Regions from separate parts of the Homo sapiens genome. Here region 1 is linked to region 2. Evidence: read pairs that join two places in POLR2A ChIA-PET (ENCODE). Cell type or tissue: Caco-2. All regions are shown on one strand. Links, peaks and the distances in the headings refer to the core of each region. The heading gives the core; the rest is flanking DNA. Region 1 has its middle 36 kb from the start of DUSP6. Region 2 holds the start of LOC124902980 (a long non-coding RNA gene).

Region 1 (9,576 bases), core at 3,522-6,021, 69 kb after region 2:
ACATGAATAGCTTATGGTTTGGCACTATATGTCATATTATATTTGGCACTTAATATGTCATATATGACATATATGGCACTTAATATGTTATATTAAGGATCAAGGTGTGTCTTAATATGTCATATTAAGGATGAAGGCATGACTTAATATGTCATATTAAGGATGAAGGCATGACTTAATATGTCATATTAAGGATGAAGGCGTGTCTTAGTCTGTTTTGTGCTGCTATAACAGAATACCTGATAGTAATTTACAAAGAATGAAAATTCATTGGCTCACAATTCTGGAGGCTGGGAAGTCCAGTATCAGGTGCTGCTGTCTGTCATGGCATAGTTTCTCCTACAAAATTTCTAAGCCAAACATGTGTTTTGTTTTTGTGATTGTTCCATAAAAACTCTCTTCCTTCTCTTCATTGGTGAGTAGGGTGTGGATGGGGGCAAGAGAGGCATGCCCCAGTTTTCAAGTAGAGTTTCTAATTTATACTTGGTTTCCATGTGGGAACCACCCTTTGTTTTCCATCTTGCCTATTGGAAATTGTGGGGAAAGTCACGTGATGTCTCTAATTTAAAATTCATCAGCATTAAAAAAAAGATGAGTTTGAAAAAGGAAACTGAGAAAATTTTGGAACTTTTACCTACCATATGGGTTCAGAAATTGTTTCAGTTAGCTTTGGCAGTAGAAAAAAGGGCCCCAAAAGTTAGTGGCCTACATGGCCATCATTGATTTGCTCACAATTGTGTGAGTCAGCAATCTGTGCTGAGCTCAGCTGGGAATGCTCATCTCAGTTTTTACTGTGGCCACAGCAGTAGCTAAGTAGATGTTTTGCAAAGAAGGCTATGACCATTCCTTCCATCCCTATCCAAATGCCCCTTTGCCATGTGACTTGCCACTTCTCCACCAAACAGAGGAGTTTATTTCTCTACTCCTTGTATATGGATTTGACCATGTGGCTTATTTTTTGCCCCATGAGACATTAGCAACCATGACGCAGAAGATATTTGAGAAGTACTTGCACATTCAGGTTTGCTTCCTTGCTGCTGGGAACCTGGAGACCACCTTTTGAAGCAAACTAAACTGACTTATTAGAGAATAAGAAACCGCCAGGCGCGGTGGCTCACGCCTGTAATCCCAGCACTTTGGGAGGCTGAGGTGGGCAGATCACCTGAGGTCCGGAGTTCGAGACCAGCCTGACCAACATGGAGAAACCCCGTCTCTACTAAAAATACAAAATTAGCCAGGTGTGGTGGTGCATGCCTGTAGTCCCATCTACTCCGGAGCCTGAGGCAGGAGAATGGCTTGAACCTGGGAGGCGGAGGTTGCTGTGAGCGGAGACCATTGCACTCCAGCCTGGGCAACAAGAGTGAAACTCCATCTCGGCAAAAAAAAAAAAAGAGAGAGAATAAGAAACCATGTGGAGAGAGACCAACCATCTCAGCGTTTCTGGCTGAGGTCTTAGGCATGTGACTGAGACCATCTTAGACCTTTGGTTTGTGTCAAGTTGACTCAGACCAGAACTAAGAGAAATAATAAATCATTGGTGCTGTATGCCACTTAATATCTACTTTTTGGCATGTTTGTTTAAAATACCACATTCACTATCCCATTCAAATCTTATATCTATTGCAATTTTTAAGAAGTCTATTTTTGCATGCTTAAAAGAATCTGAATGACTAGCTAGCAATCTAAGGCAGTTTTCATAAATTTTGCTTTATAAAATGGTGATATTGATATTGTTGCCTGACAAAACTCCTGAAACTGTTGTTATAAAGCAAAAGTCCTCATTGGCAAAGAAATTTAAGCAATGAAAGGTAAATCAAAAGGATATGCTGGTACCACAGATTTATAGAACAGCTCTAAGCAAGCTGTTTCACTTCCCTCTCACTGCAGAGGGGATCAAAAGCTAAAAATACTATCAAAAATTCAAATGGCACCTGCGGCACATTCCTAAACGGATGAAGGTCAAATTTGTAAACTAAATTAATGATGTTCATGTTAGAGAAAACTAAGAATAAAGATGCAATCTGCTGAATTTTTTTACATTTTCCTCTTGGGATATAAGTTTTCTTCAAGTGAGACCAGGAAAATTCCTTTATACTCTTTTACTTCCTGGGTTAGTAGGTGGTTTACAATATTAGGTCTAATCATATCAATGTCTTGAGAAAAAAATTCCATTATACTTTCAACAGATGTTGGTGCATAAAAATCCACCAAGAAATATTATCTGCTATTATGCTGTTGACAGTAGATGGAGATCTAATAAGGAAATGCTCATTTTGGCCAGATTTTCTAAGTTTCTCGCTATTGCTCCCACGTCTATTGGGACAGAGCTGTCTCTGGCAGCTGTAGGCTTTCAGAATCAAAGCCAACAGTAAGCAGGGCATGTCTGAGCACATCACACGTGGCTCAGGACTGAGGCAGCTCCTGGGGGATAGGAGGGCCAGGCTTATGGAACAAGGGTCATAAGGATTAGAAGGACTACATAAACGTGCTGGAATTGATGGATCTGAAGCCTCATGGGTCATGAAAAGCTTATGCCATTCAGTTTTGGAGTGATTTGTTTTGCAACAAAAACCAATAGGAATAGAGCAACCTTAGAAGACTATTCAGGACAGAGTACGCCTTAGGGAAATATTACTAATTATGACAGAGAAATTATGAAAACAAAGCTTACCAGATGAGAATAGCATAAAAATTACTATTATTAAAACTAATGATGGTGATAATGATTCTGACAATCTCAGTGTTCTTTATTTTCTATAACAAAGATCTGACATATAACGATCTCATTCAAATACCATCACTTTTTGTTAAAAAACATTTGCCCTACACTTCAATTTGTACTATTAACATCTATTCTCTTCTATCTAGGGATATTTTTGAGAAGGTAGTGTTAATAGAAATATTAAAAAGTATAATATCTCTAGGAATTGGAGACACAGAATTGGCTTTTTACACATAATGTTACACAATTTACTCAGATTGTTTTCCTCTGGACATCTCAATTGTTTGCGGGGGAAGGGAATTTTCATTGTAGGTCAGGACACTTTTATCCTACTACTCTTTGGGCTGGTCTTAGACTTTAGGAATTGAGGGGAAAACTTCCTTCTTATCTTCCTTCTTATTCCTCAAAGCCCATCAAGTTGGAGTTCTTAGCATAGTTGAGGTGCATTATGACATACAGTAATATTTTCCCAAATATGTTCTTTGTAACATTCGTTCTTCAGGATGATCAGTGTGAAAGAGATAAGGAGTCAGATAAGTTTGAGAAATATCATATGTTCAATCCCACTTTTTGTCACAATGCACATTAGTATAGTATAGTGAAGACTTTACAAAATACTGTAGTAAGCAAATGATTGTCTCTTTTTAAAATCTAGTGCTTGTCGATCTTATTTAAATATAGAAATGTCTTCCCCCATAAAATGTTTTAATATCCCACGTATCTGGCATTCACTAGAGAAATATTGAGTTGGTTGGTGCAATTTAATGAGACATTATATATATGTATATGTATGTATATGCGAGACATCTTGGGCAGATACAATGACAAGCTAGATATGATATTGCTCTCAGAAACCTAATCGGTACAATAGGAAATATAAAACTGTTTCATAAAAGTATTATATGAAGTAGAAAGAGATAAAGACTATCAGTAGAATGCTTTCATTGGGAGACTGAGGTGGGCGGATCACGAGGTCAGGAGATCGAGACCACCCTGGCTAACATGGTGAAATCCCGTCTCTACTAAAAATACAAAAAATTAGCCGGGCGTGGTGGTGGGTGCCTGTGGTCCCAGCTACTCAGGAGGCTGAGGCAGGAGAATGGCGTGAACCCGGGAGGCGGAGCTTGCAGTGAGCCGAGATCGCGCCACTGCACTCCAGCCTGGGTGACAGAACGAGACTCTGTCTCAAAAAAAAAAAAAAAAAGGTTTATAGAAAAACCACAGACTTGTTTGAAAAGATGCCAGATTAGTGTAGAGATGACCACTGACATATTTTATAGATAAATATTTGTTGACAAGAATAAAAAAATTCCTTTTCTTTCTCTACCCTTTGCTGATTGTATATTGCTAATTATTAATTATGATTTTTATTAATTACTGTTATCACATATATTACTAATTTAGATTCAACATAAAATACAGTTTTAAAAGTAAAGGAACATTATACATTTTTCCTGTACTATTTATCATTTATTTTGAGTAACTAAAAAGACTGTGTTCTTAATTTAATATAAATTGCCTAGACAAAATTTCATAGCTGTTAATGGACTAAAGTTCACTAACAGTGTGAGTTAAGAAAAAAAAAGAGGTATGGGCTATTGTATTTGGAGAAACCAGATGTGCCGTTACCTAGTGGAGGAAGACAGTTACCAGATCAATGAATGCTCCAGTACATTTTGAGCCTTTTAAAAAGTCTCCTTGACTTTTTCTTTTCATTTTTAATTTTTACATTTCTTTGTTTCCTTAAAAATCTAGCTTAGCCCTGTACCTAGCTTCCCATGAAACAATAGTAGAACCTTTTTAAGGGACCTGTATCAGTCCTGGTCATTCCCTTGAAGCACATTTGGATCCCTCTCTAAATAGCTGCAGGCATTGGTAGTGCTCTTTCTGCTTCCCCACTGGTTGGTTCTGAATACGTAATTACCTTGAGGTCGAAAGGAGAGGATTAACAGACCTTATCCTAATTGCTTGTTTTTGTAGAGTTGTTAAAAAAGATTTGGGCTCCAGAAACAGGGGGTGTAGCCAGACAGAAGGCAGCCTGGAGTTCAAAAGTCTTGTAATCTTTGGCTCCACAGACCTATAAAATTGAGGTGTTGACTGAATGCAAACAGCCTGCAGTCTGAGAGGCCCGGGCCCAAGAAAGGACAAGAGGCCCATCGGTCATTTGAAAAGCCAGGGGTTTCATAATGACTCTGGACTGACCCATTAATGGATGGCCCCATTTGATTTCCCCTTCCCTATGAACACCAGATCTGGAGCTGTCTGCCACACAACAGAGCTTTTCTTAGCTCCTGTGTTCCTAGAATTTAAGAATAAGTGAGGTCTCTTGGAAAGCCCCAGCATGAAAGGAGTAAATTGGAAATATTAAGGGGCAGTGGTGCAGTAATAATACACCCTTGTTTCCTGGTGTCACTCCTTAGGTAATGGTTATAGGCTTGTAATTTGTGAGCAAGAAGATTAAGCTAAATATTAAAACATTATTTCAGGCAAGTAGGAGCAGGGAACTCTTCTGGGAAAGTGCGAATGATCAGTCACCTCCTCACCTCTAAGTATTAAGGGTTATCGGAGGTTATAAGATTTAACAAGTATGGAAAGTTTTGCTGGGTGAGAGGGCGTCTTAAAAATTAAGCTGGAAGCCCTTTGAAGTGTCTTACTTCACAACAAATCATGCTCTGAGAAGGAAAACTTTAGTTTGAAAGCAGAAACCACAGGTTATACCTGATTGATTTGCAGAGTAAAAGATATATTTATTATTCCGTTTAAGAAGATGTAACGTAATATCATGTGAAAACATTAAAGTTGATTATAAAAAGATGTTAGAAGAACAATGGAGACAGACGCTTTTTATTTTTATTTTTTACTACGCAGAAACAGGAAAGGACTAATGACAATGCCACTGTTTTCTTTTCTTTCTGAGATGTATTTTTGTCAGCAAGCTAACTTTCAATTATTTTAGCAGAGACCTATTTTATACAACTTTGAAAAAAACATGAATGGAAATAAATATTCTTAAATGGTTTCAATGAATTGGCTTTTTTTTCCTCTTTCTCTTTGGAAGAAGAATCTTTTAGCTTTAGAAAATCATTGTTTTATAGTATGGTTTTTATATTTTTCTTAAAAATAGGTCCATTCATCTTATTTTATCTTAGTATTTGAACTTTTATAATATGAGGAGAATTCATAAAAATCACACTTACATTGCTGACTCATATTCATTATTATATTTAACTTTCTCCAAAACAAACCAGGGTTTGATATTTGAGAGCATTTTTCTTATTTACTTCTTAAATTCATTTGTGATCTTTTAAAACTAACAAACTAAAATAATTTGAGGTCCACGTTTGTGGAAAGATGTACTTATTATGGGAGCTTTGATTATTCCCACCTCTTTTTCCTCATAAACAAACCCCTCTGAAACCATTATATTTCTAGAAAGTGTTGTCTCTTGGATGATGTGCCTTGCATTGTCAAGCCTCTAACTTTCAACCCCTGGAAAAAAAAAGTTTTGACACCTGTCAAACATCTAGGCTTCAGAAAGTAGTCACTGCCTTCTCTATTTAGAAGGAACTTCTTAATTTAATTCTTAATAGAATAAGTGACTATTCTGCAAATAATTATTTCAGTTCTGCATAGTTCGGACTCATGCCTAGCAGCAGCTCTTTCTCTGACCCCAGTACATTAGCCCTACAGGCAGTCTGAGAGAAACTGGGCAAATCTTGTAGCTTGTGTGGCAGGGTTCAGCATTTAACTCAGCACAATTTAGATGTGCAAAGAAACATAGCTCCTTTATTTTGTCTAGAGCCTGTCTCATCTAGGACCTCCTACCTACTGGTTTGTGGGAAAACTTAATTAAATTGCTAGTATGTTTTAAAATTCGTTCAATCTGACAATTTAAACAATCTCTTTAGGTAATATTTAGTCTCTCATATGAATAAAAATATTCATTCTCAGATAGTTTTCACTGCCTCTTGTCCCTGTCTACAGCATTGAGTCCATGTGAGTGTGGACGTGAGTATTGCTGAAGCTTGGACAGTCCAAACAAAGAGAAGATTTGCGGGTCTTTAGGTATGGTGTCTTCTGGGCCCTAAGGTCATGGCCTTTGGTTTTTTGATCTCTAAGTTATCTCCTGGCTTTCAGAGCTGAGGACTGTAGCATATAAACTTGTGGACTGTTCTTTTGGCTCAGGCAATGCTACTAATGTGGCCCCTAGCTGTTTTGGCATCAACCACAGAGTCTCTGGCAGGTCCTCCATCTGGCCTTGTGTTCCAGGGGTCGTACTCAGCTTCTGTTGTGGAGTCCTTATGCTTTGCTCTGGTGGGCTCCATAGTTAGCCTACTGGATTATACTCATTCTGAACCTAAGCAACAGGGAAATGAGTGTGACTTGGGAACACTGAAGCTCAAGGCTTTTTGCCTAACCACAGGGTACTGCTATGGTTACTTTCGGTGACTGTGCCTCAGATTGGATACTTGGCTAAGCAGCCCCTTTCAAACTTCCAATTTGGGGTAGCTGATCTCATTGGTATCTCACTTTTCTAACATTTTTTTTTCCTAGATGAAGCCAAGATGAAGAAAATTTGGAGGCACAAATTAACTGGTCTCTTTTCCTCTCTTCTCTCTCTTTTTCTTCAATATTATGTCCAGAAAAGGACAGACTTTCTTTCACTTCCTTTATGACACTCTGTTTACCATAGAGATGACCTAGCTGTGATAGGAGGGTAGGCTTCTCTTCCACATCATGGTAGACCTCTATGATCTAAACCTTCCAGACTCAATTTTTTATATGCTGACGGAAAGAATAAAGTGATCTGAATTTTTTTCTCAATGTAATAATATGACTTGCAAGGCTGTTGTCTTGGTGTATTTTATTTTTCATCTCAGAAGCTGATAATTCTTTACTACACCCTGAATTTGCTCTGCAAAAAATACCATGAATAGTATCACTGGTGGTTGTAACATCTCTTTGGAAACGTCAGGGAAGGTTGGGGAGTTGAGCTGAAACATATTGGATCCATTCCTTCTTTCTTTGGGCCCCTTGCTTCAGCAATATTCTTGGTATTTTGCTTAATTAAAATGGAAACTAAATGTAACCTCATTGTGTGTGTGTGTATGTGTGTGTGTGTGCCGTTTTCTCTGCCAAAATACAGTCCACCTGAGATGTTCACCATGCATTTTGCCTCCCACTACATCAATTGGTTTCTATTACCTAATCGTAACACTTAGTCTTACTGAAATTATATATTTTTAATTTGCCTGCCTGTTTATATTATGTCACTCCCACTAAAATATAAATGCAAATAGAGGAAGATTTATAATTTTATTCACCATGGTATTCCAATGCCTAGCAAGGGATATGCTCATACCGGGGACTCACCAAATATCTGTTGAATAAATAAATTTATAAAAAATAAATGGATGAATGAATCCACATCCAGATTCTGCAGTCAACTTGCTTTCTACTCTTCCTTCCAGATTCAAGATCTCTGCAGAATTTGACCTTGCATAGGCTTATCAACAATGGCTGATTGTCAATGATATTACTATAGATGCCTAAGCAACCACATTCATTGAGGTTAACTCTGAGTTATGTCTTTATTTAAAAATTTTTTTGAGCTTGAAAATTGGAGAGCATGTTTTCTGGGGTTGGACAGGTACTATCCTGATTGTGAAGGCAATGCAAGATAAATGTATGCAACATTTAACAAGTGCTACAAACTTTTAATAACACCTTGTTCATATGTTCATAATTTTATTTTGGTGCCTGACCAGCACATTTTTTTTTTTTTTAAGACAGAGTCTTTCTCTGTTGCCCAGGCTGGAGTGCAGTGGCGTGATCTTGGCTCACTGCAACCTCCACCTCCCGGGTTCAAGCGATTCTCCTGTCTCAGCCTCCCAAGTAACTGGGACTACAGGCACGCACCACCACGCCCTGCTAATTTGTGTATTTTTAGCAGAGACATGGTTTCACCATGTTGGCCAGGCTGGTCTCAAACTCCTGACCTCAGGTGATCTGCCCGCCTCGGCCTCCCAAAATGCTGGGATTATAGGAGTGAGCCACTGCGCCTGGCCCTGACCCAGTACTTGACACACGGTGAGCATTATTAGTATTTGCTGAATCTGTTCAGTATGAAAGATAAATCTGGAATTTCCAATTTTGCTTTAAGTCTTTGCATAAATGATCTTGAAGTTACTAAACCCCAGGCAAAAATGATATAGTTCATGGTCTGTTCATTTTGAAAAAACAAACAAGATCTTTTAGCCCTAGTATGCATTATTATTATTATTATTATTTGAGACAGGGTCTTGTTCTTGTCACCCAGGCTGGAGTGCAATGGCATGATCTCAGCTCACTGCAACCTCCACCTCCCAGGTTCAAGTGATTCTCCTGCCTCAGCCTCCTAAGTAGCTGGGATTACAGGCGCACGCCACCACACCCAGCTAATTTTTTGTATATTTAGTAGAGATGGGGTTTCACCATGTTGGCCAGGCTGGTCTCGAACTCCTGACCTCAGGTGATCCACCTGCCTCAGCCTCCCGAAGTGCTGGGATTACAGGTGTGAGCCACTGTGGCAGGCCTAGTCTGCATTATTTTATCTTAATTTAGGTTCTGTTGTTAAACTGGAAAACACCATTGCTGGAGTTGGGGTTTTCAGTCTTCTGGAAATCTCTGCTAATAATTTAATAAATGTAAAACATAAGGTTTCTTGCAACTCACATTTCAGTTTATGATATTAAAACTGTGCCTTGTCCCAACATGCTACAACATGCTAGTTGGTCTTGAAGCGGCAGAAGCAAACTATTCACAAATTAATCAAGAATACCTTGCATTGTGATTGAGAACTTGCACAACCATTG
Region 2 (9,576 bases), core at 4,401-6,900:
CCATACCAAAGGCTAAGAATATGAAATAGTGGAAGGATGGCATGTGATGGGCTTGTGGAACTTCTGGGTAAGTGGTTTGGATGGTTTCTTCCATTAGGCAGTATATATGTGCTTTGAGTCAGACCTGTGTGTCTTCCTGGGTCTATCCTGACAGCTGATAAAAGGCTTGCAGCCTTACATATCTTTCCATGGCCACACAGTCTTGTTAACACACGGTGGGCAGAGTGGCCTGGAGGTGGTCAGTGAGTCAGCAGTGTGTTTCCCAGGATGGTGAAACACAACTCTTTAAAACTCTCTGGGGACTGTAAGAGACCCAAGGGGAAGAAGGCAAAATAAGTAGAAAATATGGTTCCTGGAAGAGCTTATAATTCAATTGTAGGAAAAGAACCCAAATACAGGGAACTTCTCATGAAGTGAAAGTCATGAATACACCCAAGCATACCATGGCACACAGGGCCATCTCAACTGTTCATGGATTACACTACCTACCATCTATATCTCCCCGACCTTCCTCTACTTGAAAATCCAGCTCAGGCATCAGCTTTTCCAGGAAGCCTTCTGACACCCCAGAGGATGAATGTCTTGTCCTCATACTTCCGCATGCCTATCTTGACCATTGCCCTTATCACAGTTTATTAGGATGTTTTTTTCATGTGAACTGTGACCTCCATGAGGGCAGTGACTGGGGTTTACTCATCAGTGTAGCCCCAGCACCAAGCCTAATGCCAGGCACAAGTAAACACATGGTCATAGTGAGCAAATCAGTCAACAATAACTGCTGAGGGTTTACAGTGACAAGGAATGACTGTAAGGTCATCAGGCATAGATCAGATGAGTTGAGTTTTGAATGAAGTTTGAAGGAAGTAGAACTAATTGGATTAGTAGGAAGAAGATTGGGCGTATCATTTATGGGAAATGTCAGTAGCTGCCTTGAGCTCACTCTCATGGAACATTGTACAGGGGATTTTAATGAGAAATGGAATTAATAAAAGAGGAAAGAGGATAGTCAGAGGACTGAAAGCACTTTGTATTCTGGACTTGATAGGCAGACTGTAATTCCACTACTGTAGATGAGAGGGTGGGCCAATGCCAGCAGTGCCCTGATCAAATTCTCACCAGAGAATCTATATTCGGCTTATTTAAATCCTAAAGTGCTTTTAGTTTAATGCAGCATTTCCTTCATTTCCTGTCTGAAATCCTTACACATATTTCAGTAGTAGCTGTGGGTTATTTCCACAAACTACAGTAAACCTGCCCCCGCAGAGGTCCAAGCCAACTGAAGTTTTTCCTTAAGGCTGCAACCTTCTTATCTTCAAGTGACCTTAATCTCACATTTATTATGACTTGAGCATCATTTCTCATGTATTCTCATATAGTAAAAAGCCCTTACTTGAGTTCTGCAATCACAGCAGCACCATCAGGAAGAGGAAATGAGCAGAGTTGTTAAGCAGAACACGCTGTACCTTTTTAAACATTAACCATTGTTCAGGTCTGTGGACCGGGCTGCTGAAAGCAATGGTGGGAATCAGGAATTACATGCAAAAAAAAAAAAAATCTACCTATGGAAAATTTTAGCATTCCCTTAATCTGTCTTGGTCCCCAAAGTTATATGGGCTTTTATTTTTAAAGACATAGAAGTGTAGTTAAGCTGACTTATCTCTTATCTAAAAATAACTCTATCTGACCCATGTCATGTTCAGAAGAGGACAGTCATGCTGTCTGACAGCATTTAAGTTGGTTTGACCTCACACTATTAGTATATTACTATGGAAGTGGTTTGTGTTCTATGAGGAACTTTGTCTTAGCAATTAAAAGGAACTTCATAATCTTTGCTATTTGCTGCCATAGCCTAGACATATAGTGGGTTAGCAGTGATTTTATAATTAATGAGTAACTTTTCGTTGCTCTCTTGATTTTGTTTTTCTATAAATGTGGATCACGGAAACCAGCATTTAAATGATTCTATGAGAAATGTGGTGGCTGGCCTGGTGCAGTGGCTCACGCCTGTAATCCCAGCACTTTGGGAGGCCGAGGCAAGCAGATCACCTGAGGTCAGGAGTTCGAGACCAGCCTGGCCAACATGGTGAAACCCTGCCTCTACTAAAAATACAAAAATTGGCTGGGCATGGTGGCATATGCTGTAATTGAAGCTACCTGGGAGGCTGAGGCAGGAGAATCGCTGGAACTGGGAGGTGGAGACTGCTGTGAGTTGAGATCGTGCCACTGCACTCCAGCCTGGGCAACAGAGCAAGACTCTGTCTCAAAAAGAAAAAGTGTGGTGGCTGCAGTCATCATTATTGTCATCATTTTGTTACTGGGCACTTACTATGAGCCAAATACAGAACAAATGATTTCTGTACATTAGATCCTGGCACTTCTATTGTAGTACTTCTCAAGGTGAACTTAAAGGTGTGGTATAAGTATCTATCTCTGCTATATGACTAGTCTCCAGAGTATAGGGTCTATATCTTATTCTGTTAGCTATTCTAACATCCTGCATGTATCAAGGCACTCAATAATTGTCTGTTACATAATAGAAACAACTTGAGATAACAGAATTATACCACTTCCAGGATCTTTAAAAAATTTTATAGGCCGGGCGCGGTGGCTCACGCCTGTAATCCCAGCACTTTGGGAGGCCGAGGCAGGCGGATCACACGAGGTCGGGAGTTCGAGACCAGCCTGACCAACATGGAGAAACCCCATCTCTACTAAAAATACAAAATTAGCCGGGCATGGTGGCACATGCCTGTAATCCCAGCTACCTGGGAGAATGAGGCAGGAGAATCGCTTGAACCTGGGAGGCGGAGGTTCCGGTGAGCCAAGATTGTGCAATTGCATTCCAGGCTGGGCAACAAGAGTGAAACTCCATCTCAAAAGTAAAATAAAATAAAATAAAATTATTAGTGTAGTACTGTTGACACAATGGTATTTCTAATAACAAATTCTGGAAACAAACTAAATTTTAACTCTAGGGAAATAGTTTAATGTAAGCAACAATATAACTACTCTATGTAGTATTAGAGTGCTGGTAGAAATGAAAATTTTTGAAAACAAAACTTGTCACCCTGAAAAAGCTTCTGATGATGTCAGGCAAAAGTGTCATAATACTAAATTGTATATACAGTTTGGTTGCTGCCATGTTAAAGGAGGAATGTTATTCATAAAGACAAAAAAGAACCTAAGGAAAAAATGTACCAAAATTTTGATAGTAGTTAAGGTGGAATAATTATGGACTTTTTTTCTTCTTTTCCCTGTTTTCCACATTTTCTATGCCACTTTTATATTGAAAATGTAAACACAATTTTGAAAGAAAAAGAAGAGGCCGGGTGCGGTGGTTCATGCCTGTAATACCAGCACTTCGGGAGGCTGAGGTGGACAGATCACAAGGTCAGGAGATTGAGACCATCCTGGCCAACATGGTGAAACCCCATCTCTACTAAAAATACAAGAAAATTTAGCTGGGCATGGTGGCAGGTGCCTGTAGTCCCAGCTACTCGGGAGGCTGAGGTAGGAGAATTGCTTGAACCAGGGAGGCGGAGGTTGCAGTGAGCCGAGATTGCACCACTGCACTCCAGCCTGGCGACAGAGGGAGACTCTGGCTCAAAAAAAAAAGAAGAAGAAGAAGAAATAAATAAAGAAAAAGAAAACAGTAATGTTTATAGCATTATCCTTGGTTAATGAGGTAATGGGTGATATTTATTTAGATGGTTCTTACTTTCAAAATTTTCTACCATAAACATGGATAACTGTTTTTTATTTTAAAAATTTCTAAACATAGCAAAGGGACACGTGCAGTGGCTCATACCCGTAACCCCAGCACTCTGGGAGGCCAAGGTGGGAGGATTGCTTGAACTCAGGAGTTTGAGACCAGCCTGGGCAACATGGCAAAACCTCATCTCTAAAAAAAAAAAAAAAACAATAATTAGCTGTGTGTGGTGGTGTGTGCCTGTAGTCCCAGCTACTCGGGAGGCCAAGAGGTGGGAGGATCACATGAGCCTGGGAGGTCAAGGCTGCAGTGGGCCACGCTCCAGCCACTGTACTCCAGCCTGGGAGATAGAGCAAGACCCTGTTTAAAAATAATAATAATAATAATGATAATAATAAAGCAAAGGACATTTGGTAGTAAAACCCTTAAAATTCATGTCTCCTTCCTGACCCCAGTGGTTCAGAAGACTCCTTGGAAGACTCTATTGGGTCAAATATGAAAAGATCTCTGTGGAATTCCTCAAACTCACGTTTGGCCCAAATGACGGATTGCTTAACGGTGCCACTGTTGTGGTAGTAATGCAGACTGTGAATAATAAGAACAATAATGAAAGTGTGGCCATTTAACTCGAATGCTCGTTTGATTTGCTGAAAGGCAGAAGCTTTCTATGTCGGTTAGATGTAAACTGCACAGTTCGGCAGGCCACACTGTGAGGACAGGCCTGGAATAAGGGATGTACTTGTACACGTATCATGACAGAAACACATTTACTGTGAAGGCAGCTGTTACTCAAAATTATAAAAGGCCTGGATGTTGGGAAATTTTTCCCTTCGAAGTCCCCTATGAAGATTTCAGAAACAGCTTTCCCCAGTTTTTTCACCTCTAGACCGTCTCTGTATTGAGGGGTCTCTCCCTATTTACCCTGTCTGCCTGCTTGCTCTGTTTTTCTTCTTCTCCCCACCACTCTTAGCTCTCTTAGGTACCTTGCTTCTTGCTTATTTGTTACCACAATTCTACTGAGATGTCCTGACATCTCTGGCTGCAAGGCACTATTAGCAGACGGTTCCCATCTTGTTTTAAACAATCCTCTTTTAGTGTCTACTTTGCATAGCTCCTGGGCTCCATTAGCTTTAATTATCTAGCAGGAGAGCCATCCAGACAATTTCTGGTGGAATAAAATTGGACCTTTCCACTGAATAACAACAAAATAATAATAAATAAATTTAAACCCTGAAAGAGCATTAAGTTCTTGGTTCTGCGCAAATCAGGAGAGATTATTTGCAAACATCAGGATTAATAATCAATGAATTAGAAAGAATTCCTGATCCTATTAGAAATGCTAATCTCGTGAGAACAGAGAGAACGATTTGTGAGAGGAGCTGAGCTGCCAGGCTGTGCCTGTCTCCACTGTCCTGCTGTGTGAGAAAGGAGGGAAAGGGCAAAAGGAAAGAATATTTGTTCAATACCTACTGTGTTCCAGACATTGGGCAAGGGACTCTCACACAATCCCTCTAGCTAGTCCTCACAGCAATCCTTCAAGGTAGTATTATGATCAGCCTTGTTCCTGATGAAAAACTGGAATATCAGCAAGATTAAGTAGGCTGACCTGGGCCACACATCCAGGAAGTGGCAAATTTGGACATGGGGGACTTGAGTGCAGGACTTTGTAAGTCCAAAGGTCATCACTTTCTCATTACAGCAGTTGCAGAGCTTGGTTAAGTAGCTGGCAGCAATATCTCAAGTTATTAAAGACCGAAAAGCAAGGTACGGATCATCTCTTAGAGGCTGGCCTCTTGCTGTCATGGCTCCAGGACTCACTCCCACACTGACTGTATTTCATATGCGTGAGTTGAGAAGTCACATTATCCCGGATTGTCTCCAGGGAGTCGTGCCTTTAAGTCTCAGAAATGATAGCCGCTGCCGTAAAACTAAGTGACTACCCTGTGTTGTTTGGGTAGGGGCTGAAATCATTCCTCAGCACCCATTTTCTCTCTTCATAATATCCCATTAAAATACATAAACTCTTACAAAGGTAACACCTGAAATTCCTTTATTACCCACTATCTTGGCAGAAGGTAATTAGGCAATGTCCAGAGGCCAGGTGCTTGAGTGGAGAGCCAGGTAGATGAGTTCCAGAAGAGAAATTCTCCTTTGTCACATCAGCCCTCACCTTGTGTTCAGCCCTGTCTTTATGTTTCAATTTTCCTCTTGGTAAAATTCCAATAAAAATAGGACACTAGGAACAGGGATCTAAACCAACCATGATTTGAAACCTGAAATGGATTCAAATTACTGATTTTGCAGACTCATGAGACTAACTTTTGACTTTTTTTTTTTTTTTTTTTTTCTGAGACAGGGTCTCACTCTGTCACCCAGGCTGGAGTATAGTGGCACAATCTGTGCTCACTGCAAGCTCTGCCTTCCAGGCTCAAACCATCCTCCCACCTCAACCTCCAGAGTAGCTGGGACTACAGGCGTGCACCACCATACCCAGCTAACTTTTGTATTTTTTGTAGAGACAGGGTTTCACCATGTTGCACAGGCTGGTCTCAAACTCCTGAGCTCAAGCGATCCTCCTGCCTTGGCCTCCCAAAGGGTTGGGATTACAGGTGTGACATTTATTTTTTAATAAGCATTTAATTTTAGACTAGTTTAGATCTGTAGAAAAGTTGTGAATATAGAAGGTTTCCATGTATTGCACATCTAGTTTGCTTATTGTCAACATCCTATATTATGTATACTTGTCACAATTAAGGAACCAAAATTGATACATTACTATTGACTGCAGACCATACTTTATTCAGATTGCCTTGGTCTCTCCCCCGCATCCTTTCCTGTTCCAGGAAAGGTCAATAGCAATGTATCAACAGGATACTGCATTACATTTAGTTGTCATGTCTCTTTAGGCTTCTCTGGACTGTGACAGTTTTCCAGACTTTCCTGGTTTGGGATGACCCTGGGGAGAACTAGTGAGGTAATCTGTAGAATGTTTTTCAATTTGGGTTTATTTAATGTTCTTCCTGTGGTTAGACAGGAGTTACGGGTTTTTGGAAGCACAGCTTACAGAGGTAAAGTGCTCTTCTCGTCACATTGTATCAAGCATACATGACTTATCACTATGATTTAACATTTACTTTTATGGAAAATAAATCATGTGAAGATAAGCCAGTCTGAACCAGAACTGGACCTGTACATTTTCTAAAATGATTAAACTGGCACAAATCAGATTGCCAAACTGTCTTGAAACAACAAACTAATGTTTCATTCAGTCTAAGTCCACGGTTGTAAGGTTTATGTAAGTGCCTTTGCAGAAAATATTTGGAGTTCCTTAGAGAAAACAGCTGTCTGAAATAATGTAGTTAGGATGCCATGTATGAAGAATTTTACTGAACTGGGAGCGAGCAAGTGCTCAGTCATTGCACAATACCAGCTGTAAAACCCTGCCTGTTTCACCTCCAGGCCAAAAATCCCCGGAAGACAATAGTAGCAATGAACCAGACTTTCACATTTCCTGCCTCCCCTGAATTCATAACATTTCCAAACTGCTGGGCTGCTCCTTAGGAGCCTGTACCATTCATTGCCTTATAGGGAAAGCACTGGCAGAATCACTTTTCATTTGTATTGCATGAGAACATCTTCATTTCAATGATTTAACTCTGATTAAATTTAGCCGTCAGCCTTTAAAGTTCTCTGAGAAGCATTCAAACTCAGATAGGGAAGAAGCACGCCAGCAGGTTCTCTGCAATCCTTTCCCTCCTACCTTCATGCAAGCTTGTTTCCAAGCAGCTGGGTGAGGCCTGGCGTCATTCAGAGAGCAATCCTTTGCCAAGCTTGGAGGTGCTTGGTTTGAATGGATCCTCCCACCCTTGCAGTCCTGCTGGGGAAGGCAGTGGGAGCTCCCTGTGCCGCCTGCCACTTTTGCATCGTTCTAGTTTAAATTGCTTCCTTCACTTTCTCGCTTCTCAGATAAATGCAGCCTGTGGTTTTTGGTTTTGATTTTATTTTTATTTTTAAAAATTTGGGACTCTTTCTATTTTTGCTTTCTTACCAAACCATCTTGTATTTTTCCTCTTCCTGTTTTGGCCCTCCCGCCCCCAGCCCTACTGTGTTCATTGAACACCCAAGGTTAAACAGTGGGACTGTTTCCCCTACTGAGTGTCTTTTTGTGTGCTCTCTGCTGCCTTCTTGCTATTCCAGTGTGTGCAGGCGGAGGGGACAGGAATGGGGATGCAGTTGCACAGAGTTCCTCCCTGGAGAAGGCCAAAGTAAGCCCATACGGAGGTGGCGCACACAGTTCCACAGACCTCCTCCCACACCCCTTTTTATTTGTTCTTTTAACAACCCCAAGGGTGTCATTGATGCAAATTGTGTGTTAGAGTTTTCATCTTGTGCCTTCTGTGTGCTCACCATCCAGAAAACTAAGCAGAACAACTAAGTGACCTAAAAACAGGTCCGCAGAATTCTTGAAGTGGATTATGGCAGATAGCACTGCCTTCTGTTTTATCAGTATCCTGAAAAAAAGGGAAGATGGTATTTTGTAATCATGTCCATGTGCTCCAGGCTGGATTGATTATCAGGGCCAATCTTAGATGTTACACAATCCCCAACTACTTTCATCTGCTCTGTCCTAGTCAGTATACCCAGCTGGATAAATAACATTAGTCCAAGCACAGCTTCCTGGACAAATGTTAAAAATTGATAATGTCCTACATTTTCTGGAAGCACAGGTGCTTCAGATCAACAGGGCTAATCTTGTTGAAACAACTAACGCTAAGCCTTTTTATAAGACAAAGAGCTTTGGTGTTTACAGGTTCAGATTTGGGAGGAAAAAGTAATTTTCTTGGAGCTAAAAATGTTTCCTCTAGAACTAATGGATTATTAACATTCAGTGTGGTTTATTGAACTCAAAAAAGAAAAAAAGAAGAAAAGAAAACCAACCAAAACAAAAGTAATAAAACCTGCACTATTACCATCGGCTTATTACAACAGTTAACTCCTTGCTTATGAGTTTTTCAAAGATGACTCCTCTGGAAGCTTCAGATAAATTTATTGTTTTGAAACAGATTGCTCCAGGTTTCTCTTATCAGAACAGACCTAGGTAGAATAGGGGACTCCTACTAGAATATGGCTAGTTTTTAGTCACTTAGAAATGTTTCTTATGGTTGAATAGACAACCTCATAACGGGGTTCATGAGTACAAGTTTGTCAAGATTCCACTTTACATGGCATGGATATTCTCTACTCAAATTCTCAAAAGATATTCTTCTGTAAATCTATAGGCGAAAATCAAAAGACTCATTCCAGCTCTTCTCCAGTTGAGAGGCAATGTAGAAGCAAGTCTCATTCTGTTGGTGAAGACGTTAAGCAGATCCTTAATCTGCTAGGGCCTCTGCTTCCATCTGTCTAAAATAGGAAGTTCAACTAAGGTCTAACTCTAATAATCTGTGCACCAATTAGAACAGTGATTAGGAAAGAGATTTTACAGTCGGACCGCCCAACTTTCAAACACTAGTTCTATCACCATGTAGCTATATATTGTTGGGCAAAACAGTTTACCTTTCGGAGCCTCAATTTCCTCATCTGTAAAATGGTTATAATAACAGCACCTAACTTAAAAGGCTGTGGTAAAGATTATATGAGATAATTACATGAAACACTTAGCATAGGGGCTGGTTCATAAGAGATGTTAGATAAATCTTAACTTTCATTAGTAGAGGACACATTATTGTAATAAAGTTTATTTATATGTGGTTTCCACTCTGTTATCACTAAACTGATCATTTAAAAAAGAGAGAGAGAGAGAGAGAGCATCTTGCTCTGTTGCCAAGGCTGGAGTGCAGTGGCATGATTATAGCTTGCTGCAGCCT

What was found. ChIA-PET counts read pairs that join two places held together with the same protein. Peaks named below come from ENCODE experiments on the same cell type or tissue, not always from the same donor. Only the 100,000 strongest peaks of a DNase experiment are listed, where the experiment ranks them.
Region 1: POLR2A ChIA-PET joins it to region 2 with 5 read pairs; 3 of 35 experiments call an interaction of 5 or more read pairs at or near these places.

What each region holds. Positions count from the first base shown.
Region 1 is chr12:89,312,104-89,321,679 of GRCh38, reverse strand. It overlaps the pseudogene MRPS6P4. Among named protein-coding and RNA genes, the nearest start is that of DUSP6, 36 kb to the left of the region's middle. In Caco-2, for the core only: no CTCF peak of the experiment used is centred there; a DNase peak (open chromatin) is centred at 4,833.
Region 2 is chr12:89,382,122-89,391,697 of GRCh38, reverse strand. All of the region lies in intron 9 of POC1B-DUSP6 (POC1B-DUSP6 readthrough), which reads left to right. LOC124902980 (a long non-coding RNA gene) reads right to left here and starts at 9,559. Exons shown (of 2, transcript XR_007063400.1): 1 at 5,180-9,559. In Caco-2, for the core only: no CTCF peak of the experiment used is centred there; a DNase peak (open chromatin) is centred at 5,347.